4 separate regions of the Mus musculus genome follow, and all the other regions are linked to region 1. The links are chromatin loops, found by intact Hi-C in ENCODE. Cell type or tissue: left cerebral cortex. All regions are shown on one strand.

Region 1 (5,000 bases):
CTCTTGGTCATCGGAACAAGATACCACAGAGGGAAAAACATCCCAGTAGCAAGCAGTCATGATTATTTTTGACTTCTGAAACATGTGAGAAAGGGCTGAGCCTGTAGTTCAAAGCCCAATGAGAAAGGATTCCTTCTTCCACACTTAGCTCCATTATATGTAAGGAATAGATAAGGGATGTAGCTATTCCTTATCTATCCCTAGGCAGCTTTGAACTCACTACGTATCCTAGGCTGACCTCAAACTTGTGATCCTCCTGCCACCGACCCCCAAGTGCTGGGATTATAAGCACACACCACCATGCCCAGCTACATTTTATAATCTCTAGACTAGTAAGTGATTTCTCTCATAGTCAACAACTTTAATAAGCCGTATTTACTGTATCCTGATTTTGATTTTGTGGTCATTGTCAAATCCCTTTTTCTTTTTTTAAAGATTTATTTATTTTATGTACGTGAGTACACTGTCGCTTTCTTCAGACACACCAGAAGAGAGCATCAGATCCCATGACAGATGGTTGTGAGCCACCATGTGGTTGCTGGGAATTGAACTCAGGACCTCTAGAAGAGCAGTCAGTGCTCTTGACCACTGAGCCATCTCTGCAGCCCCATTGTCAAGTTCCTGAAGCGTGTAACCCCAGCCCCTCCCAGAAGGGCTGCTGCAGATTCACAACAGAATAAACACTGAACAGCCAGGAAAAAAGACAAGATAACGGCTCGGCCGGTGGCCACGTGGACTTACCATGGGGGACAAGGGCGTGTCCAAGCTGGTTTCCGTCTTACTGTCATCTGCATCGCTGTCCTTGTCACTGCCGCTGTCATTGACAAAGCATATCTGGAGGTTCATCCCGCTCTGTAGTCTGGGTGGGAACAAGCGGGACAGTCATTCTGCTTAGCTATTTGTTACCTGACTGTAGCTGATTAAACGGGGTTAACTATCAAAACAGTTCTATGTGCTCTTCATGTGGAGAACTTAGTGACCCAAATCATTCTACATTTCCTTCTGTTGTGGTTGAGACAGGATTTTGCTACGTAGCCTGGGATGGCAATCCTTCTGCCTCAGCCAATTCTTTCCTGCAATTAAAAAGTTTATCAGAGGGCCTCCCAGAATTCCGGTCTTTTTTCCACATCAGTTTGTCGCTTAACGCTCTACGTTATAGCACCCAGTGGATAACAAACACAGAGCTGGCCCATACAGAAAGATGTTTTGTGTTTGCAGTTCTGCCACTCGAGATGAACAGACTTGAGCCAATAATGTGGTGGAATGCTATTTCGAATTCTGCTTTAGAAGGACAACCCAAACAAGTTCACAAGAACCAGTGTCCCAAGACTATGAAGAAAGTTTCCTTCCCCTCCAGGAAGACAGGGACACTCAATGAGAACCTTTATTTAAAGCGGTTGCCAAAAGCCAACAGAGGAAGCGCAACTTCTGTCACTCAAAGACAAAAACACCACAGGTCTGTTTACCCCAAGAGGCAGAAGCAAATCCCAGGGTGTTGGAAGTCACAGCACGCATGCGCTTCTGCAGACTGGCCCCCACACCCAGCACCATGAGAACAGACTCCTCTTGGGAGCTCAGGAGTCTGAAACTCCAGAAAGGATGGTCTGGAGTCAGACAGGACAAGCACTGCGATGACCGTGGCCAGACGGTGGGCTCCGCTCTTGGTCCTAACTAGCTTTTAAAGGTGAACCATATCCTCTCAGTACTATTTGGTCATTCTCAGGGTCTCCAGCATCCCAGTCCTGTGGGAAAGTAAGTCTTGTATGTGTGTGTGGGTATGTATGGGGGTGGGGTGCCAGAAGGGGCCATAGGGAGCCATTCTAAGCCCACTTTGGGGCAAAGGACACCAAATTTGCTCTGGTGTTATTCATGCTGCAAGGATCTAATCTAATACTTGACATTGTTTGGTTGTCTTTATCCTAATGATGGAGAAGCTTTGCACGTCTTGCTCATGACTACACTTGCTCCCCCATTTAGTCTCAGCACTGCGATTAAGATGGATATGTACTGCCACCTATTGTTAGACTTTATAATTGTACAAGCTCCGGCTTAGTTTTCCCTTAAAAAACCTTCCTGACACAGATGAGGAGGCCAGGCCCAGAGCTGAAAGGAAGCAGGCCACAGGATGACTGGTTTACAGCGGGTTCCAAACCCTGAGTTTGCTCAGAGCTTGGCATGGGGAGGGTGCTCTGTACATATGACCTACCTTCCTTTCTCCACTTTCTGGAAGCTGGGCAAAAACACAGAGACTCTTAGAGCTGACGTGACTTTCTAAAGGGACTGTACCCTAACACTGCTCCCACACTGAAAGCCACCCCATGATAGTCTGCTGTCTGAAGGAAGACTCACTCACGCCATCCATAACTAGTCAGCAGCTGGCCCTACAGTTGTGCCGGGACCTGCCTCCTTTAAATTTTCTTCACGTATCTTGCGGTATCTAGTATGTTCAGATTTCCCTTTGATCCAGACACGCTGAGTTTAGCAGATTTTTGATATCTGCAGTTCATCTAAAAAGTAGAATCAAGAAATTTTAACAATAAAATCAAGATCTATGGTTCGGAAGGTGATAGCAAGGACAGTCTGGGGACGCATTTGAATCTCACTCCAGTCAAGGGTTATATAGCATTTCCTAGATATGAATAAAGTCTCACAAAGAAGCTGCCTGCTGGAGAGAAAACTAAAAACATAAACAACCAGCAAGAAAGGATATCACAAAACCAAGTTAAAGATGCCCACGGACAAATATCTTCATTCTGAGCAAAAAATGATTATAAATTCTACAGCTCTGCCCCCAACTGGCCAACCACCCACAAGGAACTTCTAACAGCTGGGGGGACTTCAAGAATGCTTCCAGTACAGATTCAGAGCCCCCACCCCACCTTAGTAGCATAGTAGCCCGGTGGGAAACTGAATGAAGCTTGGGTGGGTGGGATGGGGGTGGGGTGGGGGGAGGGCTTGTAATTCCTTACAGCAGTAAGAAAGCTGCTCACAGGGACAATGGGACATCATGGCTGATTAAGAAAGGGTTTTAGTAAAGACATCTTCAATGGGCTCCCATTTCGAGGGGGATTTCTTTGCCTTTAGCCTTTAATCGCATTTTAGGAGGAAGACAGCTCTGGGTGAAACTCAACCACTTTCCCCAAGCAGAGAGGCTTGGCTGAAGGGTGATAGGGCCACCAGGTCTTCTGAAGGCCTCTGTGCCATGGAGTCAAAGAACAGATAATCCCCACTCCCGCCTTCCTGCCTGGCAGTGAGATTCACAGCTGTCTGCACAGTTTATTTCTGAAAAGTGCACTTCCCTGGGTCTCTGACCTTTTGCTACCTCACTTAAATCCTGCTTAGTTCAGTCTTCCTTGGTCTCTCGAGCCCAACACCAGGTGAAATAAAAGATTTTGCTTATGGAAGCTATCATTCGGGGTCATTTGATGTTTTAAAAGAAATTTATTTTGTTTATGTGTGTTTGGGACTATATGAGTGTACACACACAGACACACAGACACACACAGACACACAGACACACACACACAGACACACACACACACACACACACACACACAAGTATGAGTGCTTGTGGAAGCCAGAAGAGTCTGGTCTGAGACATCTCTCTAAGTATTTATCAGAACATTGCGTTAAAAAAAAATGGCACAGGTAGTCTGTCTTGCTGGTTGATTTGATTTCTGGAAGGTCTAGGTGGTGATTACCCCTGGAATCTCTTCATTATGGACCACACAGATGTCATACAGCAGAGCTACACAGAAGCATCCCCTCTAGAGGGGATGGAGGATAGAGGGTGGTTGCTGGAGGAGGCTCAGAACTTGTTGAAGACATGATTTCAGCATTCCAGCGCGAGCAGAAGTGGCTCCCGTGGGATGGTGTGGATTGCTTAAGTGGAAGGGCATGAATGGGGAGACTCAAGAGGTGTGTTTTACAGTGAGTGAGAAGAGCATCGTCTGCAGTTGGGCTTGGAGGATGGCAGACACAGGATGTTCATTGCTACCAAAGGAGATCTTAAAGCATAGCCAATGGTATACAACTCAGTAAGCCAACAAAACCAAAATCCCAAAACAGCTCTTCTTCAGGCAGTGATACCCGTAATCCCACACACAGGAAACAGAGGCAGGAAGGTTGAGAGTTGAGGCCATCCTGGGCTGCATGAGGAGTTGTTGTCTCTAAAGGCTGAGGAATTGGCATAGAGCTCAGGGGTAGAACACTGGCCTATGACAAGCAAGGCCCTGGATCTGACTGCTAGTGCTGAAGGGGTAAAAAGTCCATTTTTTTTTAAAAAATGCAGAAACAAGACTTGTGTTCGCCAGACATAAGCAACGTCATGGTTTTAAGTTTTCTGGTAACTTCCAGGAGGGTGGAAAAGATCATAAGTCAGGCTTGTGGGGCCTGGCGAGATGGCTCAGTGGTTAAGAGCACTGACTGCACTTCTGAAGGTCCTGAGTTCAAACCCCAGCAACGTGGCTCACAACCATCTGTAATGAGATCTGATGCCCTCTTCTGGAGAGTCTTAAGACAGCTACAGTGTACTTACATATAATAAATAAATCTTAAAAAAAAAAAATCAGGCTTGTGTCCTTGGTCTTAGGTTGGGCTGATTAAAGTCTGGTCTGAGGGCAGCTCTGAAAGTTCCTTCTTGTTTTCTAGTTCTAGAAATGAGAATATGGCTTAGGCAATGTATGAATATTTAATGTGTGTGTGTGTGTGTGTGTGTGTGTGCCCGCGCGCACGCACGCACACGCAGTATATGAATCTACACTTGTAGGTCAGAGGAGATTTTTCCTTAACTCTATCCATTTTATTCTTTTGAGACAGGGTCTTTCACTGAACTTGAAGTTTTGGCTAGGCTGTCTGACCAGTGAACTTCAGGATCTACCAGTCTTCATGCCTCCAATCCTGAGGTTAGAGACATTGTTGACATGCCCAACTTTTGTGTGGATCCTAGGGACTTGAACTCGACTCAGGTTCTCACGCTTGCACAGCAAGCATCCTAACTC
Region 2 (5,000 bases), 81 kb before region 1:
TAATCTATAGATAGATAGATAGAGACTCCAAGAACATCTGTGAAGTGATAACATTACTTTATTAGAACCACAAAATAAGGTATGTTTCAAAATGTTTCAAATTCATCTGATAAGAAATATTATAATAAATAGAAAATAAATAAATATAAATAGGCTCATGTACTTTCATGAGTATAAAATATAGCAATAAATATTTTTAAATAAGGGGTGACTGAGTGTTTTCATAAACACTTTGGCACAAAAACAATAGCTTATCAGTTCTTGCTCTTCTGCTAACACATTGAGGGGAGGACGTCTTCGCCCCTTAACAATATTTTGATGAAAACTTACAAACAACTTGTATAGTGAATATGAGAGAAGCGATGGAGGGGACCATGCTGAGGTAGCTGTGCCACCTTTGGGGAGATGAGATGTGATGGGAGAACAGATTCCTGAAGGAGCTTAAGGCCCACCAGGCCAAGACCACCTGACTCTTATGAATCTTTCTTTGTTTCCTATCTGTGTGAGGAGGGCGCTGTGGCAGAGGGCCTTGAGCCTTTCAGGCGGAGCTCAGATAGCCCATCACCCTGTTGATGGTCACGACGCGGGTGCTGAAGGCGTGAAGCAGGATGCAGAGCTTCATTTTCACTCTGTAAGGGTCTGCTTCTCCCACAGGAGGTTTCTGGCGCAGAGTCTCGCCATTATGATTCAGAGACTAGAAAGAAACACCAAGCATAGCATATGCACAATTTAAAAATTAGAATGTTTGTCTGCAAAATGGGAGACAGTCAATGCAAAGTCCAGGGCCTGCAACCTAGCCCCTCATCACACTCCTAGACCCATTTCACATCTACTCCTGCTGTGTTCCTGCAGGAAAAGAGGGAAGAAATACTCTTTTGTGAGCATATACCTATGTTTTTAATGATCTCTGACAAGACCCCTAAATTTTCCAGAAAGAAATTGTCATTAGAGCTGATCTCTCAGAAGGTGTGAGTCTATGAGGTAGCACCTGCAGCAATAGCTAATTAATTTTTATAAATTATGTTAAGAAGTCCTGTTCTTTTAGAGGAGGGAGTTGGAGGGTAAGTAGGATCTATGGATTAGAGCTTATTATCAACAACAGACCTATCTCTGATAGAAACGCTATTTGTGGTAGATAAACAAGCCAGTACCGTGTTTCCCCACTCGATCCTTTGATTTCATAACATAGAATAAGAACTTAGGTTTCTGTGATGTTTAAGATTTTTGCTTGCTCCTCACAAAAATCTCAAGAGAGACATAGGCTATTTAAAGTCATCTTATTTTACAAACAGGCTGACAAGAGTTAACCCTGTCAGCATAGTTGGCTGGTCCCTGGTAGACCTCTTCCTACTATCCAAATCACCTGACTTCTGGCCTTGTTCATGCAATATCCATTACAAATCTCTACATGATAGGTTGTTTGACCTGCATAAACTTCACTGTCTTTCAAAGGAGTCATCTGGCAATATGTAATGTCCTGGGTGCTTTTATGTTAACTCTACACAAGCCTGTGGTCATTGAGAAAAACACCTCCAGCCAGATTGGCCAGTGGGCAAGCCTCTGGTGATTTTCTTGATTGACAGTTGATGTGGGAGGCACCAGCTCACCCTAGCCTGGTGGTCCTGGGTGCTATACAAAGCACACTGAGCAAGTCATGTGGAGCACTCCAGTCACCAGGAGTCCTCTCCAGCATCAGCTTCTGCCTCCACTTCCCTGGGTAATAGACTCACTACACTCTACAAGATGAAATAAACCCTTTCCTCCCCAACTTGCTTTCCGTCATGATATTTTATCTAAGACATAGAAACCCTGTGCAAGACAGTATGTATGAAATGAAAAACAATTGCTTTCCAGGCAGTGACTTCTGAACATATGTTCATCCCACGCCTTGGTTGCCAAGGTGCTTGTCTCTGGTGTGCACACTCCTGTGCTTTGTGTTACTGGTGGTACAGCAAAGTTCCCACGGATACCTAACACTGTAATTACCTAGATGTAAGACCACTTTTCATTTTGGTCACATTTTGGTTCAAAATAGATTATACTTGGACACCAGCCCCAAGTGCTTCCCCTAGTAATATTTGAATATGTGTGCAGCCCCTAGAATGTCCATCCTATACATTTTAAAAAGGACACGTGTATGTTTGCCTGTATTGTATGCACTCAAACATGTGCATATCTGTGCCTACACCATGCAGAAGCCAGAGAAGAGATCACGTGACTCTCCATCTTATTTCTTTGAGGCATGCTTTCTCCCTGAACCTGGAGATTTCATGGCTAAACTTGCAGCAAGAAAGCCTCCATAGGCCTCCTGTCTCCACTCTCTGGAGTTAGAGAGCAGTTCAGGACCACACCCTGTTTGTTACATAGGAGCCCCAGGCCAAACTCAAGTCCTCTTAATCATCGGACTGTCTCTCCAGTCCTAATCTTGAACCTTTAAGAAAAGAATGTATTTAAAACAACAATAAGCTGGGCAATGGTGGCGCACACCTTTAATCCCAGCACTTGGGAGGCAGAGGCAGGTGGAGTTCTGAGTTCGAGGCCAGCCTGATCTACAAAGTGAGTTCCAGGACAGCCAGGGCTATACAGAGAAACCCTGTCTCGGAAAAACCAAACCAAACCAAACCAAACCAAACCAAACCAAACAACAAAAAACCCTTTTGTAGGGAACCCTCGTTCATCCTCTTAAGCTTCAGTTTCCTCCTCTGTAGAGACCTTATTTGCTTGTTGTGGGGATGGTATGAGAAGAAGCATTTGAAAAGTGCCTGATTTGTATCATGAGTCAACAAGTAGAAGGCTGCTTGCATTTGCCCTTATTGTAGAGGCCCCCTCAAGGCTCTCTAAGCAAATGTAACCTTGCAAGGCCTTTCATGGTTGGGGGATGAGGGTGTGGGGTGGGGTGGGGGTGTTCAGGTCTCTCCCAACCCAAGCTGTGCTGATTTTATCATATCTAATAAAGGACCTCTCTTCACCATGGAAAAGGAGCGCTGGCTGATAGGAGGAAGGCTTACCTGCATCAGCTCATCGATGGCCACCAGCATGCCCTTGTCTAGAATGATCTGCTGATGGTTGTGATTCTGAAGTGCTGCGTTGATGGCCTGGAACTCTGTCTGGTACATCTTCAAGTCCTCATAGATGCTACCAAGGCACAGGGTCTAGAGCGCAGGACACAATGGGCAAGGAATCATTGAGATGGGCTGGAACTACAGGACCCTGCTGCATTTCAGAAAAGTGATGTGGCTTACCATCATCAAAGACGTCTTCTGTGGGGGCAGGCAGCTCCCTCTCTAGAGAAAGAATGACCAGGCATCAGTGTTATGAATCCGTCATGGGGAAGGAACCCTTAGAGTGCTTACTTACTGTTGTGGAAGAAGTCTCTCTAGTAGCCAGGCAACTCTCGTTCTAGAAGAAAATCATAAACCGAGGAGTTTGTCTTCGTCATCATCATCATCATCACCGCCATCATCACCATCATCACCATCACCTGTTTCTATTGTAGCACTGGCTGTCCTGGAACTTACTCTGTAGACCAGGCCGGCCTTGAACTCACAGAGATCCATCTGCCTCTGCCTATCAAGTGCTGAGATTAAAGGCATGCATACCCCCCACCCATTCACTCTTAATATAAATCTCTCTGATATTTTTTTCTCAAACTAACTTTTCATTCCAGTAAAAGAAACTTCACCATCATAACTGCTTTTGGGTGGCTATGTATAGGATTCCTGTGTGCACGTGTGTGCAGGTGCATGTACTCGTGGAAATCGGAGGATGATCTTTGGGGTCTTTCTCAGCCGCTCTCCTGACTTTCTTGTTTTCTGATACAGGTTCTCTCACTGGGCCTGCAGCTCATGGATTCGGCTAGACTAGCTGGCCCAGGTATCCTCCTGTCTCTGCATGTGAAACCATCACACCCAGCTCCTACATGGGTGCTGGGGATGGGAACTTAGGTCCCCAGGCTTGTGACATGAGCACTTCAATAAGTAAGCTTCACCCGCCACACCACCCCCTTTCTTTTTAAAGATGAAATCTTGCTGTGTATCCCTGACTGGCCTCTAACTTAACAGGAGCCGGCCTTCCTCTATCCATCAAGTGCTGGAATTAAAGGTCTATACCACCATAGCCACCTCCTAGTTACCGAGTATATCCTTCAGCTTGTAGAAGTATTTGTATGGTTGTTGACTTTTTTTTTTTTCTTCAAAACTCTCACGTTTGATAGCTACAAGTAAGTATCTGGAGACAGCTGAGGTTGGCTGCACGGCTCTTAATTGTGTTTTTTGTTGTTGTTGTTGTTGTTTTTTGGGTGGGGGTCCTCCATACCTTGTGTAGTTCCAGTGGTAAACAGGTCTTCAATGTGCTGGTTTGGTCCCGTGTGATGTCTTCATGATCGATGTCTTCAGCAGTGCAGGAATAATGTTTCAGTTTTTCTCTGGCCTGGGAAAAACATAAGGAGAAGCTGAGGTGAATCTCTCAGCAAGACAGCTGGTTCCCTCTGAGACCTGCATCGCAGTGGATCAGCAGAGCCTAGGCTGGCCACTCTGAACCGTCATCTCTTTGGCCTGTAGGAAACTCAGGCTCTTCATAAGCTAAGAAACCCAACCTCCCGCACGCTCTCCCTACTCTCCTCCCCCTTTGCCTAGGCTGTCCGCCAGCAGGGTATTTTTTTCACCATGTGAACACTGGGGTGCAGCAGGCTGTACTCATCAGCATCAGTGCCACACTGTGCTGCTTGCTTCTGGTGAGTCCTGTGGCTTTTCCTTTTTCCAAGCAGCTGTGCCCTGTGAATCTCTCTCTCCCTCTATTTTTTTTCAAGTTTAACTTCTAAAGAGGAAACTGTTAAAGTCACAGCTTGATGGCTGTAACAAACTTGCAAGCCCTAAATACTAGTTGAGCTTTAATTTACATACGCGGGGACTGTCTCTTATTCCCTGGTGTGCTGGAAAGCACCACTGAACAGAATTACACAACATATTAGGAAGTCAACAGCTCTCTGACTGAAGCCTGCG
Region 3 (5,000 bases), 340 kb before region 1:
ACCCCAGATGACAGTGTAAACAGACCAAGGAAAGGATCCACCCAGGTCGGTCTTGCTTAGCCAGTGAGTTCACTGGAGTTACTTACGGGAGTGTGCTATGGGTGGTCCTCTTCTAGCTTGTCTTTGGTCCATGCATTTGTTTTCCTCCCTTCCCTTCCCTTGTCCCTGTTTAGGGATAAACTCTGGCCAGGGTTGTGGCCAGCCTTTGTGGGGCTGGGGCTTTGTGCATGTCTAACAAGCACTCTGCCAGCTCTGCTCTGAACCCTGCCTATAGCAGTTGACGTTGATAGATACTGTGCACGCATGCTGAGTTTGTATAACATATACCTCAGGTTTATCATAGTAGTATTCTAGCAAAATGAGGAATGAGCATCTGTGAGTAGGAAGCTGATTGGCAGTTGTTCTGTTTTCCTAAAATGCATTGCCTGCAGCTCGTTAAGAATGTGAAAGGAAGCTTGTGCTTAACCGAAAAGGTCTGCCTGCCTGCCTGCCTGCCTGCCTGCCTGCCTTCCTTCCTCAAATGGCTACCAGCAGTCAATTGAGTGAGGGGTGGCAGATGAAGGAGGGAGTAGACTGATCCCAAAGAAACCTAGGAAAGAGGGGAAGAGAGATAAAGAACAAGGGCTTTAGTGGGCTCTCATTTTTCCTGAGGAATCCATCGTTTATACCATACAAGCCAGCGTCAGACACACATGAGGAGACCAGGGAAGATAGGCAGCATCTGTCGATGGTGGCTTGTGGGTGATTCACAAACTGGAGAGGCCACATCAGAGTTCCTGATGGTGGTGCTTTGGTGTTACGGGAGTGCCCCAGGCACAGCCAGCTGGGCAGAGGTTGGATGGTAGCCGTTGTCTTTCTGTTTGGCTATGTCAGGTCATTGGCTGACTGTTGAATACCACAGTGAAGACTTCAGTTACCAGACAGGAGAGGAATAGTCTCTGGGCTAACAGTCTGGAAAAGTCTCTAAATGGGCAGGTGACTGCTGTTCCTATCAGGCAAGTACACAGACTGAATCAGGAGTCTGTTTTCCAGAGTTATTCACATGGTGGTATTGAAATATCCAGTTTTTAAAAGAAAAGAAAAAATGAGTTTTCAAAACACAAAAAACCCTCAAGATATAAGACATACTAAAAAGTGGAATACAATGGCCCATTCTTAGGGGGAAAAAAGGTGACAAAAACCATTCCTAAGATATCCAGCACTGAGCCTGTTACACAGAGGCCATGTGCTCAAAATAATTAAAGAAATGTTGATAAATCAACAGAAACATTTTGAGACAGTGAGCCTGGGTCCATTGTGTAGTGCTTGTTGACTAGACTGGTCTCGGACTGAGCGAGCTCTGCCAGGCTCTGCTCTCCGTGTGCTCGGATTAAAGGCACACAACACCCAACCAAAGGAACCCAATTAGAAGTCTGAAGTTAAGTAGAAATACTCCAGAACTCCGAAATACTATCTTTTCAGTAACAAGTTTTATGCATCTAAAATTGACAAAGCAATACATTTTTGACTCCCCAGAAAATGTGAAAATGGCCTTCCTTTGTAGCACATGGATAGAAGCATTATCCACTTTAGGTTTTCTCAAGTATAATTTGACACTTTGACACAGCTGTTATGCATTCAAGAAAATATAAAATGTTCGCTGATATCAAGCAGGTGTGGTCCTTGCTGCCCATCCTGATGACCTGACTCGGATCCCCAAGACCCACATGGCAGAGGGAGAGAATCAACTCAGTTGTCTTCTCCCCTCCACGGGAGCACCATGTGTGCACACCAAAATAAATAAATAAAAGAACAAAAAGTTAAGCCAGGAAAGAGCATTACTTTTAGCTGTTTATGTATATGTGTGTATCTATGTGTGTGTATGCCACATGTGTGTGGGAGCCTGCAGAGGCCAGAACACTATACTGGGTCCCCTGGAGCAAGACAGTTACAAGCAGTTGTGAAACCAAATGTTCTTAACCATTGAGGTATTTATTCAGCCTGAGATAGCATTATTTTAAGTTAAATGATCAAGAAATGCAAAAATATATATGCCAAGAAAATGAACATTACTGGGTGATCAGTAAAATAAATCATGGTATAAATGAATTGCTTGTGGAATAAAATTTAATTTTTTGCTTTCGTATTTTTCTAGGTTCTATAATAAACTTTATTTTTATCTTTTATTTTTATATTTATTTTTTTATTTTATCTTATAGTTTAACTTTATTTTTATCTTTGATATCTAAAAATGTGATTCAAATTAACATAGTAATTTTAAGTAAACATTCAGAATGTGTTAATGAATTATACTAGTTATTTGACAAAATAGGAAGTAAGGAGAAAACTCCGAAGAGGCGAGGTACTTTTGGCTAAATTAGCTAGCAGTGTAGCTTCTGTGTCAGTAGGGGGTGCTATTGCTTGTGTAGAAGATAACGTTTTTTGTAATTCTCATTTTCTCTGAACTTTCTTCTATTCATTTACTCATCCATTCAATTAAAGTAAATTTAATAATTCATTACCTGCAGGCACTTTCTTACAGCCGTGTGTAACTTTTCCTTGTTAATGATGTATATAGAGTGCAATTTGCCTCGTGTTAAGAGGTAATATGTGAGACGACTCCTAAGCAGCAGTCTTCCATAGAGTGTAAGAACTGCTTCTGTCTCCTTACTTTAAGCCAGCTTTATGTGCATGTTACTTTATGAGTTGAAAATTTTAAATTAGGCCAAAGATTGTACTTTTGAGGATCCTTGCAGTATAATATATGATGTGTATAGGAGTTGTGTAGAAAAGATGCAGTTGTTGAGACTTTCATCTTTGTCTTATATTTAAGTAGGTATTTCTCTGTTGGGAAATGACTTGCATAAACAACTTCAGAGAATGCAAGAAAATTAGTCTTGTCTTTTTCTTCCATACCATAACACTTACAATTTTTTATTCTCTGTTTATGGGTATTTTGCTTACATGTATGTCTGTGTTCCGCATGCGTACATGGTATCCTTGGAGACCATATGAGCACATTGGATCCTGTGGAGTTGGTCTTACGGAGGGTTGTGAGCTGTCATGTGAGTGCTGGGACTCACACTTGGGTCCTTTGAAGGAGCAGGCTGTGCTTTTAACCCCTGAGTATCTCCCCACCCCCAGAGTTAACACTTTGTAGAGGCAGTCTCAGCCAATTTTAAAAAATATTGTGCTTTCAGTGTGGCCGCTTATTCTAAAGAAATTTAAAGTACTTATTACATTTTTGCTTAGTGTGGGAGCAGCTTTGGTGTATTTCTAGAGTTCTGGGGTTAAAACTCCAGAGGTATGTTACAGAGTGAAGGCTCCTCCTGCGCCTTTATATTCCCCGTGTACATTAGCTCAGGGCTAAATGATCATCCATTCTGTTAACCCCACCATCCTGTGCCATCTTGTCTCTGTCACAGGACATGCCACTTACTTCTTACGAGTACCAATTGCTTTTTTATTGCCTTTTACTACAAGAAGTAAAACTGCTCAGGGCACACCAAATGTGGGAGAATCTCAAACTGTGCTAGAGCAATGACTGACCTGTGACTTTAGATTTCTACAGTTTATTGTGGTTGTATGCAAGTAGAAGTCTTTAAACAAAGAGATATAAAGATACAGAGGAATCTTTTAGAGGCCCAGGGAAGATTTAGGTAGGCCTTAGGAACCAAGAAGTAGATTGCTAAGAAAACGAAAAGCATTCCCTTTGTGTCTTTTGTCTTTGCTTCTGTGTGCATATCCAGGGTCTTTTTTTTTTTTTTTCCTGTCTGTTTTTCCCAGCTAAGTGACTTGTGTCCCCCTCCCTCAATGTACATGCTGGAAAGTGACTTAAAATGAACACCCTTTATATTAACGAATGCAGACTACATCAAAAATCCAGGTCCCTGGCTGGAGAGATGGCTCAGTGGTTAAGAGCACTGACTGCTCTTACAAAGGTGCTGAGTTCAAATCCCAGCAACCACATGGTGGCTCACAACCATCCGTAATGAGATCTGATGCCCTCTTCTGGTGTGTCTGAAGACAGCTACAGTGTACTTAGATATAATAATAAATAAATCGTTAAGAAAAAAAATCCATTTCCTAATTTTGCATGTTGGTACCAGGGGAGAGATGGGTAGCCTTGTCTAGGCTAGGCATACAAGCCTGGTGTAATCATATGTTTGCAGGTATGCTGGGGGAGATGATAGGAACACAGTTGGCAGGGCTCGAGTGTAGTAGCCAGGCGAGCTGGTGCCGAGGGCAGAGTCCTAGTCATGGAGAAGGAGGCGGGGCAGTCATTTTTTATCTCAAGCCATTTCAGATTTACTTGAAGTTTTTAGTTTAATCCTCTGAGAAATATCCTATTTATGTTAGTGAATTTCTGACTTTATAATGAAAGACAAAGAGGAATTTATAGTTGCATTTTCATGTTTGGTGTAGAACCAACTTTGTTAGAAACCATAAACTATAAACCACAAAGCAAAAGGATTCTTTTCTGCTGTCTAAGATTGAGAGGCTCAAAAAATTATTCAACTTTAATCCCAGCACTTGGGAGGCAGAGGTGACCTGTCCAGCAGGTCCAGTTATTCGAGGATCTCGAGGGGACCTCCTCCTAATAACCAAATGGGGGGTAGAGAGAGACGAGGGTCTTGTACGAATAACGACACGGAAACCGTTCTGAAGTTGTATCAAGACCCCAAAATGTATTAGCCAGGCCCAAGGTTTAAATACACAAGCAAAAGGGGAAGTGCCTTTCAGCAGGAAGGATGGGGCAGTAGAATTGCACAAGGAAACGGGGAAGTACAGATACTTATCAGCGGGATGGATGGGGCAATACAAGCAAAAGGAGAAGTATTTATCAGTGGGAGGGGGGGGGCAATAGAATTGCACATTCTTAGGTAGTTACACGGGGAAGCAGGAACTTGGCGGTATCAGGGTATCTTGAGGTCAGGACATCCCGGCGCTGAATTAGGGCTGGAACAATCTGTGGTTGTTCTCAGAGCGGTGTGTCGGTGTGTAGGTGGCCCGCTTTTGAC
Region 4 (5,000 bases), 60 kb before region 1:
CAGCTTAGGAACAGGGAAGTTGGAGAGGGACGGCATAGGAAGTGGAGAGAATCAGCCAAAACGTTGCCAGTAACTGTCACGGAGTCACGGCTGTGGCCACAGCTGAGTTTGAAGATCACTGTGTGCAACATCCTGTCGCGGTACCAGGAGATAAACGCGGGGCCTGTGTGAGGGTTGGCGGTCTGCTTCCGTGGAGACCCACTTGACAGAAGTCTGAGTTTCCCCCTCAGCATCTCTCCGCAGCCTAAGAATAGCAGAAGCCGAGAAAAATGAGTGTTGGATAAACTCAAGTTTGGAACTGGGCAGAAGGAGGTGGGAGGGAGTCAGGGTAAGGAAGGCAGCTGGAGTGCCTGCTTGAGCAATGAGTCACTCAACGGAAAGCCACCAAACATGTGTACTGGGTGCCAGGCACTGGCTCCTCTGCACCTGGGGCGGGGCGTGGGGGGCGGGGGGCGGTATCAGGGACTCAAAAACACTTGGGGGAAAGGACGGGGTGGGGGTGGGGGGAAGGCTGAGAGCAAGACACGAACTACATAATAAGCTGAATATGATTGTGTGATTGGAAACGAAGGAAATGGCAGAGCTTGGAAGCCCCAAACTGCAAATATTTATTTTAAATTTGCTCCCCTTTCTTCCTTAACTATTTTTGCATTATTTGAATTATATCTGATCACATGCGTACAGAGGCACAGACTCCCTGCTTTGAGTTCTGAACAAGCTCTGGGTGGGCATAGCAAAAAAAGACAGATTTTATAAGCGGGAATTGCTTGATGAACTATTTATAAAGATAACTGCTTGGCACGTGTGCACAAGGCTGCCTTCTTTAGAGGGTTAAGGGCGTATCTGAGAGATCGGGCACTGATTTAGCACACATTAAAAACCTTGGATTTGCTCACCATAACTGGCACCCCTCAAATTAACAACATAAGTCAGTGTAGACTTGTGCAAATATGGCGATTTGCAACTTACTCGGAGAATATCAGCCAACCAAAATGAAATGCACTGGGGTGGGGGGAGGGGAGCAGGGCGGTGGGGAGACAGAGGGTGAGCATCAGGTCACTCGGGACTGCTAAGTCTTTTCTGTATTTGTTTCTACCTTGTTTACTTTTGAAATGGCCAAGGACAGCTGGACACCCTAGCTCATGCCAGGAGTCCCAGTGTGAAGGCTGAGAGAGGAGGATTTTGAGTTCAAGGATAGCTGGCCTAAGGAAACAACAAAATTTAAAAAGCAAACAAAAGGCCAAAGAGTTTGTGACTTGATTCATTCACCAAAGCTGGTCTAAGTATAGTCCGGGTAGAAAGGGAGGCATTACAGGGGGCAAAGGTACCTAAAGGTTACTTACTACCCCCAGGATACAATAAGAAGGCATGAAGGTACACTCTACATAGCTCATACCAAAGAAATAAAAGAAAGCTTAAGAAATCCAGGACACAGAGAAACACTGTCTCGAAAAACCAAAAACCAAACCAAACCAAACCAAACCAAACCAAACCAAACCAAACCAACAACAAAAACAACAAAAAAACATCAACAACTAAAAAGCAAAACAGCAACACCGAGGTAAGAGGCTGGCGAGATGGTGCAGCAGTTAAGAGCACTGGCTGCTCTTACAGAGAAGCCGGCTTATTTCCCAGCATCCACTGCGGCTCCTACATCAGACACAGAGCCCCAGAGTCTGAATTTTACCGATATGGATGTGCGACTTCCACCTTTCAAGGATATTCCATTTGCTTGCCAAGGAGTCGGTACAAACACCTTGTGAACAGTGTCCCAGCATGTCTCTGTGAACCCCAAAATGGGTCAGGAAGGCATTAAACAGAAGTGGGTTGTCCCTAGATGATATGTAAGAACACTAGCATAAAAAGCTTTTATGGTCTGTCTCAATTATTTAATCTCTGCCAGTTCAGATGAGCGTCCTCTGCCTCTGTGCTAATCCACACCGACATGTGAAGTGAGGCAAGCTATTCCCGTAGCATTCAGGAACGGAAATAGAGGTGTCAGAGGAACTTGGGAAGCAGAAATGAAGAAATGACGTCCATATAATAGCTGCTGTTTAAAAATATACTGTGAAAACTGCCAACAGGGCTGTGCATAGATGCAGCAGGTCTGGAGAAGTGCTGGCCATTTTGAGCCATTTTCTCTGATGGTTACAAACAGCTTCAACCACAGAGGCTGTGTCTATAGATATTTTCTGAGACTGATTCTCTAAGTTGCACTCTAAAAGTAATCACAAAGGTATGTGTTTTCCTTATTGGAAGGAACCTTAAAGGGCTTCATTTCCAAACCCTTTGTTCAATGGAGGTAGTAACGTAATATGACCCAGAGTGGAGAGGTGACCTGCTAAAGTCAAGTTAATGATTTATGTCAAGAGCCAGAAGAGATCTGGGGCCCTCAACTCCCACCAGAGTCCTTTCTCTTGCTCTGCAAGGCCTTGATTAATAAACTACCTGCTTCCTGAAAACTAACCTGCAGGGGTCATTCTTATATGGTGCTCGGGACACTTCCATCCTCAGAAGTATAGCTTGTCTTTCTTGGGGAAACCCAGACTTTTGGGGTCATACACACATAGCCATGTTCTGTGTTTTTGAGGAAGGGATGAGGGTGATTTTGAGTTTCATGTGTGCAAGTGTGTATGTGTGTGTGTAGTGTGTTCCTTTCTTTAAAAAAATTATTTGTTCTTCTATAATGAGCCTGTTATTGCTTGTGTCTTCAAAAAAACTAAACCATTTTAAGAAATATTATAGGGTCCAGATTATAAACAGGTGTCATACTCATATGGGCAAGGCAAACACTCTACCAAGTATGTGTGTGTGTGTGTGTGTGTGTGTGTGTGTGTGTATGTATGTATGTGTGTGTATGTATGTGCATGTATATGTGTATATATATGTGTGTGTGTGTTTGTGTGTGTATATATATATATATATATATATATATATATATATATATATTTAAAAAGCACCAAGATAGATATTTTTCTTTTAAACAAAGTTGTATTATGTAATTCTGGTTGGCTCAGAACTTGCTATGTAAATCAGACTGACCTCAGACTCTTATGATGGCACACCTGTCTCTTCTTCATGTGCTAGAATTAAAGGCAACTCAGTGTTGATTTAACTTTAAACACGTGCTGCTTTCTTTGTTCTTATCTCTTCCCACAGCTCAGCTCTCTCCTTGGAAATGACTCTACTGTGAAAAGTATAGTCTTCTGAATTCATTTTCACACAGATGTTATGATGGGAAAATTTCTCAGGTTTTTTAAAAAAATGGATTACTTTTTCTTCTTTCTTAAAGGATATGTTTGTTGGGTATAAAATTTGAGGTGGCTCTAATCTTCTTTCAGTCTATTGATGGCATCCTCATCAGTAGACTGAAATCCTTTGTCATGATTTCTGTTGTGCTTGTTAAGAGGTTAACAGGTACTAGATAACAGGCAGCTAGTTTGGGTTTTTGAATCATGGATTAGTATCATTGGCTAGTTTTGAAACCCTCTCAGCCATTATCTCTTCAGATAGTGTCTTAGTCAGGGTTTCTATTCCTGGACAAAATATCATGACCAAGAAGCAAGTTGGGGAGGAAAGGATTTATTCAGCTTATACTTCCATACTGCTGTTGATCACCAAAGGATGTCAGGACTGGAACTCAAGCAGGTCAGGAAGCAGAAGCTGATGCAGAGGCCATGGAGGGATGCTCTTTACTGGCTTGCTTTCCCTGGCTTGCTCAGCCTGCTGTCTTATAGAACCAAGACTACCAGCCCAGAGTTGGCACCACCCACAAGGGGCCTTCCACCCTTGATCACTAATTGAGAAAATGCCTTACAGCTGGATCTCGTGGAGGCATTTCCCCAAATGAAGCTCCTTTCTCTGTGATAACTCCAGCCTGTGTCAAGTTGACACAAAACTAGCCAGTATAGATAGTGTTTCATTATATGTGGTTCTTTTTGTCACAGATTAAATGTGTGGTAGACCTTCAAATATATCTTCTATATTTTTTATCCTTTTCTCTTGATTTCAATTTTTTGTGTTTCTGTGCTGCACTGTGGATATATATATATATATATATGTGTGTGTGTGTGTGTGTGTGTGTGTGTGTGTGTGTGTATTCCATATTCTAGTTCATTAGTTTTTTCATCAGCTATCTCTGGGAAGATTCAATTTTCAGCACCCACATGGCAGCTCACAACTGTCTGCAACTCCATTTCCAGTGGAGCCAACACCCTCTTCTGACCTCCACGAGTACCAGACAAGCATGTGGTGCACATACATACATGCAGATGAAAAACACCCATACACATAAAAAATAAAAAGAAAATAAATAAAGAATATAAATGATTAGAAGATTAAATGGTCTCTGACTTCCAGAGAACAAAAATGAAATGTCCAGAGATGTAAATTTAGTCAGACTTGGAGGCTGGGGCCATTGGGCACTGGCATTCCTGGGACTCCAGTAGAACATCGAGGAAATTTTGCCGTCGTGATCCTGGAGCTCCCTGCCAAGAGGCCTGGGAAGCAGCTCTAGTTCTACAGTGATCATTGCTGGAAATATTTGCTGGGCACTGAGGCTTGGGATCTTGATTGTCTTCTTTATCACTCTGGATACAGTTGGCTGAAGCAATTGGTTACAGAGTGGTCATTTTCTACTTTAAATGGCTGTAGAAGTTTGTAGTTGTAGAAGAGCTTTATGACACATCATTTGTGGCCATGGCACCCAAAAGAGAGTTGAGAGTTCATTTGGTCCTGTGGCAGCGAGTGGCAGGAGAGGAAAAACGGTCATCCAGTGGCCTAACAATGAAGATGAGGGAGACTCTGCTTACAAATCAGTGTCTTCACTCCAGGGAGCTGAGGTAGGAATAATGAGGGAGCGAAGGAAGGAGGCTAATTAAAATGGGGAACTATTTATGTCTTTTCTGGGAAGGAGGGAAGATCTTTCAGGAACTAAGGTGTTCCTTTAGGACAATGTATTTCTGATTATGGTGGCTGGTAGCTATCTTTAGCCCATAGGT

Evidence for each region. A loop is a pair of places that touch in the nucleus more often than their neighbours do. Peaks named below come from ENCODE experiments on the same cell type or tissue, not always from the same donor. Only the 100,000 strongest peaks of a DNase experiment are listed, where the experiment ranks them.
Region 2: a loop joins it to region 1, with 2.8 times the contacts of the local background. A loop is called at or near these places in 11 of 42 quality-filtered maps.
Region 3: a loop joins it to region 1, with 2.5 times the contacts of the local background. A loop is called at or near these places in 14 of 42 quality-filtered maps.
Region 4: a loop joins it to region 1, with 1.9 times the contacts of the local background. A loop is called at or near these places in 4 of 42 quality-filtered maps.

What each region holds. Positions count from the first base shown.
Region 1 is chr3:68,612,299-68,617,298 of GRCm38, reverse strand. Iqschfp (Iqcj and Schip1 fusion protein) reads right to left here. Exons shown (of 11, transcript NM_001113419.2): 7 at 742-859. Schip1 (schwannomin interacting protein 1) reads right to left here. Exons shown (of 8, transcript NM_001113421.1): 4 at 742-859. Among named protein-coding and RNA genes, the nearest start is that of Gm22073, 67 kb to the right of the region's middle. In left cerebral cortex, CTCF peaks have their summits at 2,020 (motif pointing left), 2,797 (motif pointing left) and 4,511 (motif pointing left); DNase peaks (open chromatin) are centred at 2,036 and 3,832; H3K27ac peaks cover 680 bases.
Region 2 is chr3:68,693,589-68,698,588 of GRCm38, reverse strand. It overlaps Il12a (interleukin 12a), which reads right to left. Exons shown (of 7, transcript NM_008351.3): 3 at 4,315-4,428; 4 at 3,358-3,399; 5 at 3,243-3,284; 6 at 3,009-3,152; 7 at 39-694. The coding sequence ends at 539. Among named protein-coding and RNA genes, the nearest start is that of Il12a, 4.7 kb to the right of the region's middle. In left cerebral cortex, a CTCF peak has its summit at 4,660; DNase peaks (open chromatin) are centred at 1,879 and 4,685; H3K27ac peaks cover 1,021 bases.
Region 3 is chr3:68,952,085-68,957,084 of GRCm38, reverse strand. All of the region lies in intron 8 of Ift80 (intraflagellar transport 80), which reads left to right. Among named protein-coding and RNA genes, the nearest start is that of Ift80, 50 kb to the left of the region's middle. In left cerebral cortex, a CTCF peak has its summit at 2,376 (motif pointing right); DNase peaks (open chromatin) are centred at 393, 732 and 2,384; H3K27ac peaks cover 325 bases.
Region 4 is chr3:68,672,321-68,677,320 of GRCm38, reverse strand. No RefSeq gene overlaps it. Among named protein-coding and RNA genes, the nearest start is that of Il12a, 17 kb to the left of the region's middle. In left cerebral cortex, no CTCF peak of the experiment used is centred here; DNase peaks (open chromatin) are centred at 267, 751, 1,706 and 1,963; H3K4me3 peaks cover 218 bases; H3K27ac peaks cover 2,353 bases.